2 separate regions of the Mus musculus genome follow, and region 1 is linked to region 2. The links are chromatin loops, found by intact Hi-C in ENCODE. Cell type or tissue: gastrocnemius. All regions are shown on one strand.

Region 1 (2,500 bases), 250 kb after region 2:
TTATTTTTTAAGATTACTTTTGCAGGTAGAGGTGTGTGTGTGTGTGTGTGTGTGTGTGTGTGTGTGTGTGTGTGTGTACAGGGAGTCTCTGAATGTGAATGTGGGTTCTTATGAAGTCCAGTAGAGGGTGCCAGTGGGCCATGAACTACAGGTAGACTGTGCACCATCTGACGCCTGGGGACCAAACTTTTGGCCACTATTATGAGAGCAGTCTGCACTATTAACAATGGAGCTATGGCTCCGGCCCCCTAAGGAACTGATTTTTACCAAATATTCTAGCTGATGGGTTCCTTAATGCTAAAGTACTCAATAGTGACTGATTAGCAGCTAGTTTATTATTTGTTATTTACTGTTACGAAAAACTTTAATCTTCACACACATTAGGTGAGAGCCTAGAAAAACTGATAAATTAGACTACCCTCATAGTTATGATACTTTGATAAGATAAACACATTTTCTTTTAAAGAGAGAGAGAGATGAAAGTTAAAAAATATAGCTATAATTATAGTTTTAAAGAATTTCCCACAATTTTCATAGGTCATGCTTTCGATTTTGTTCAAAACAATAGCTCCCCACAAATAGCAGCCGAGTCAGCACCTCTGGAAGGGATATGATGCTCTCCAAGACATCTGGCATAAAATAAGAGCAAACTATATGGTACTCCAGAAGAGTTCTCTCATAAACACTTAAAATATCTAAACTAACAAAGATAATGAAAATCCATTTAAAGTAACCAAATGTGGAAAGAGAAGGTCTCCTAACTCTGAGGTTTCCAGGAGTCAGAGGCAATGAGTCATGCCACACTCAACACTGTTTTTATAAAACAAAGCCTGGACATTCTGATTAAGACTGTTTCAAATCGTTAGCCATGTTCTTTATTTCTAATTTTCTAGTACAACTTTTATTCCCATACATAGTTTTATCTTGGCACGCAGCTGCACGGCCGTAACCTAAGCAATGTCAGAGCAGTGACATGAGAAAACCTGCAGGAAGCCCTCAAGGTCCTCGGCAATGGGTCCTTCAGGATCAGCTTCTGTGCAGTTTCCAAACAAACGCCCTGTGACATAAAGTCTCCTGCAAGCTAAAACTCCGTATGTTCTTTACAAAATAAGAACAAGAGAAGAGAACATTATTAACTTCGCTATTAATACTTCAATTGTTTAATATGTTTTTATGTTTGCTAATTTTTGTCTTTTAAATTATTTGTGTTGGTATTTTCTTTTACAGAAGGAGTAAACTAATCGCTTATTTTACGAATGACATTACAGCTGTCAGAGGCTTCTTGTAAAATCTCAAATGCGAGCAGTGACCTCACTCCACAGCAGCTTTCAAACTGACAGGTGAAAGACAAGGAAACCATGAAGACAGAACAAATAGAAAAGGAAGAAGAGAAGAAATAGGACAAGAGAGCACTTTGGGTTCTTGTTTCAAAATTTAGAAGACATTGTTTTAACTTCATTTTCCAACATGGCTGCCACTTATTAAGATAGAAGTTGAAATCACTCAAAAGGAACTAAGCTAATTAGAAAAAAATTACAAAGCTTTCCTATATCTCAGTAAATGCCACTATACAGACAAAAGTGTTTTCTAGTGATGTGGATTATTCTCCTTGTCCCCTGCAGTTAAAAAATTAAAGTAACTATAAGAGATGTAAGAACAGAAAACATTGATTAAACAAGTTCTCATTTACTTCCAAAGAAACAGACAGACAGACATAGACACACAAACAAACTTATGTGTTTGGGCCTACTGTGTTCAGGACCATAAACATATTTCATATGTATAAATACATGACTCTAGTAAATAATTCAAAATGGCAACAGCAGCTAGGTCAGAAGAAACACATATTGCTAATACTACAGCCCCAGTGCGTCATACTGAAAAACACCCTTGGACCTTATGCTGATTATACAGTAACACGAGTGCTGCAAAGTCCAAGACATTCGGGATATCACCCAACCATGTGCCGCTTCTGTTTCAGAAAACAACTGACATCTCTTCTAACCCATGAAGTTTTAATTCATGAAAGAGTTTGTAAAAATAGCCCAGCTTTACGGGCCCAAGAAGCCTACAGACCTGCCTGGAGTGTTCTTTGCACTAGATGCTGCGTTCCCACATGTAAGGAACATACCAACAGCAGTTTGGCCTCCCAGCAAAATAAAAGCTACACAACTTTCTAACATTTATCAGCATATTTCAAGACATACCGTTTTCACATTTACCAGTTTGAAATAAGTTTACAGGATTCTAATCTCATGAAAAACAGAGGAGACGAAAGGCAGAGAGGGTGCCCCTGCCCGGCTCTTGCTGTGTAAGTTTTCCCTAGCCACACAAAGCATCGTTAGCTCTCCTCACAGACAACACACAGGCGATCGGAAGCAGTGCTTTACAGGAAGAGAAACAGCACTTAATAAACAGTCGTGCTTTAAATGTTACAGACTTACCCGTCTTCGACAAAAAGGCAGACCCTGGGCAATAATGCTAATGCTAAATATCTTCA
Region 2 (2,500 bases):
TTCCTTCCTGTTCTCCCTCTCTTGTCTTCCTCTGCAGCTTTACAGAAGCAAGGTTCAGTGATGCTGGCTATGATTTCTAGTCTCCCTGAGGCACAAATGTCTGCTGCTCTTCAGATATTACAGTAACTGATGTCTTTCTCCTAGCCCAAAGAACACAGTCTCCCCTTATCTGAGGGGTATGCATTCTACAACGCCCACTGGATCCTAAAACTGTTATCAACACCACACCAAACCAAATATGCTGTCTTCCCCGTATATACTATCCCTGTGATGGTGCCTAACTCATAAATGAGTCCCGCAAGAGCTAGACAACAATAGCTCAGAATAAAAGAATAACTGTAACAGAGTTTGGCACCATGTGATTGACAAGCACACTAAACAGCTGTTTTGATAACTGAAAGAGTGACCAAGTGACTAGCATGCAATGTGGACCCCATGAGTGGCTCACATCCGGGATGGGAATTATAAAATCTCATCATGGACTGAGTAGGCATGGTAGCACATACACAGAATCCCAGTGCTCAGCAGCTGAGACAGGAGGATCATGAGTTTGAGGCCATCCTAGAATACAGAGGAAGGAAGATCCTGTCTCAAAAACAAAATATTTCATCACGTTCCTCCAAACAGTATGCAATTTAAAGCTTATGAATTGTTTATTTCTGGAATTTTCCGTTTAGTACTTCTGATCTGTTGGTCACTGGTACCTTAACTATGGACAGAAACCTCCGAAAGGCAGGGACTACTCTAGGTGAACCCTGAGTTCAGCACTGAGCAGGGTTGCTCCCCCATATTCAAAGCACCACTACTGCAGATGCCCAAAGTAATGTCTACCAGTGGAAAGCAGGCAAAGACAAGGAAAAAGGGGGGGTCCCTGAACTCCGCCTCCACCTGCCTGCCTGCCTGCCCTCTGACGCAGCCCTCTCCCTGCAGGCTGCATGTGGACACCCCTCCTTGATCTGGTTTGTGATTCCCTTCGGCTGAAGCCTTGCTCTGCCTGCAGCTTTCTCTCTTTGCTGAGGAGCTCCGTCTCCTCCCCATCATCTGAACTCTTGCTGGCTCTCTCCCCATTGCCACTGTCAGCTGATCTATTCCACAGATCTTCAAGCACTGGAGGAAGGAGAAAGGGCAGAAGAGAGGGCAGCTAGATGTGGCGCAGCGCAGGCGGAGAGAGGCACCCCTGCGTTAAACGCTGGCACCGGGGCTGGAATAGCTCCAAGGAGAACCGAGCCACACAGAAAAGATGAATTTCACACCTTTTTTCTGCCCGTGCCTCTGGAAGCTTTGTAATGCCCAAATGTCTGGTAAACAGAACCTCTTGATGTGACTTTACAGGGTTAGCCTGGAAACTGAAACCTGCAAAACTAGCTGTAAAGTGACCGAGAAACATTGCTCTTGAGGTAATTAGTCTATGTTGAAAGTTTCCGTTGAAAAAGGATCAATCTCTTTTTCTTCTCCTATTTCTTTTTATTTACATAGAGTCAAAGCGTGCAGTAAGTTGCCCCATAAGATGAGGTTTGGCATATAGACACTCTTGTGAAACTGTCACTGCACTCAGCTTCGGAGCGTGTGACACACACACAGGAAGACGGTTGGACTCTCCGATTGCTTTCTTGACTGCTCAGATTTATTCCATTACGTTGTCATCTTGGAAAGAACGCTTCTGGGGGTGGGGCAGGGAAAGGTAATTCTATCAGTATTTCCTGGGTCGTGTCTTCAATCCCCAACGTTCTTGGACTTCACGGATTTTTCATTTGAACCTCCTCTACTGATCACTGGGTACCCATTAGTGTTTTACTAAAACATCAGAATTCATTTTACATAGGATACAACGTAATGAAATAAATCTGAGCAGTCAAGAAAGCGATCGGAGAGTCCAACCGTCTTCCTCACTATGCATTTCTCTTGATTTTCTTCATTTAATCATAAACATCTTATTCAAGCCCTACCCAGCTGGACGGAGCTCTCTCCTCACCGGGGATGTTCCCCTCCAGATCCATTGGCTTGCTTTATTCCTCTTCCCAGCAGACAGAAACTGTCAGGTCAAGTTCCAGGAGAAGCCTGGTTATTTATGACAGGGCTGCTCTGGTGATAAGTGAACTGCCAGGTTGAACCGGAGCAGCAGGGAAGGCAGGCTGGGAAAAGACAAGGGCAGGTGAGCTTGGAAAGTTCGAGAACAGAGGGCACAAGGAAGGGATAGAAGAACAAGTTAGTTAAAGGCAACTTGGCTGGACAAGGGGAGCCACCTTACTCAAGTCAGAATACCATGACAGAAGGTGGCCTGCTGAGGGACAATCACCCAAGGTAGACACCTAGGAAGCTCTTCAGATCTGTCGTTTGACTTAATTAGAAACCAAGTCCTGTTCCTTGCCTCTCTTGGCCTCTCTACTATTCTGTCCACTCTTCTATCCCAGCTGCTCTGGATTAACTCCCGTCACCTGTCCATCAACTGTGGTTTTTGTTGTTTTGTATTGTTTTGTTTTTGTTTTTTGAGACAGGGTTT

Evidence for each region. A loop is a pair of places that touch in the nucleus more often than their neighbours do. Peaks named below come from ENCODE experiments on the same cell type or tissue, not always from the same donor. Only the 100,000 strongest peaks of a DNase experiment are listed, where the experiment ranks them.
Region 1: a loop joins it to region 2, with 9 times the contacts of the local background. A loop is called at or near these places in 2 of 42 quality-filtered maps.

The regions. Positions count from the first base shown.
Region 1 is chr3:84,925,744-84,928,243 of GRCm38, reverse strand. All of the region lies in intron 4 of Fbxw7 (F-box and WD-40 domain protein 7), which reads right to left. Among named protein-coding and RNA genes, the nearest start is that of Gm40080, 49 kb to the right of the region's middle. In gastrocnemius, no CTCF peak of the experiment used is centred here; no DNase peak of the experiment used is centred here; H3K4me3 peaks cover 2,321 bases; H3K27ac peaks cover 2,342 bases.
Region 2 is chr3:85,171,342-85,173,841 of GRCm38, reverse strand. No RefSeq gene overlaps it. Among named protein-coding and RNA genes, the nearest start is that of Gm31096, 51 kb to the right of the region's middle. In gastrocnemius, no CTCF peak of the experiment used is centred here; DNase peaks (open chromatin) are centred at 996 and 1,136; H3K4me3 peaks cover 1,319 bases; H3K27ac peaks cover 1,579 bases.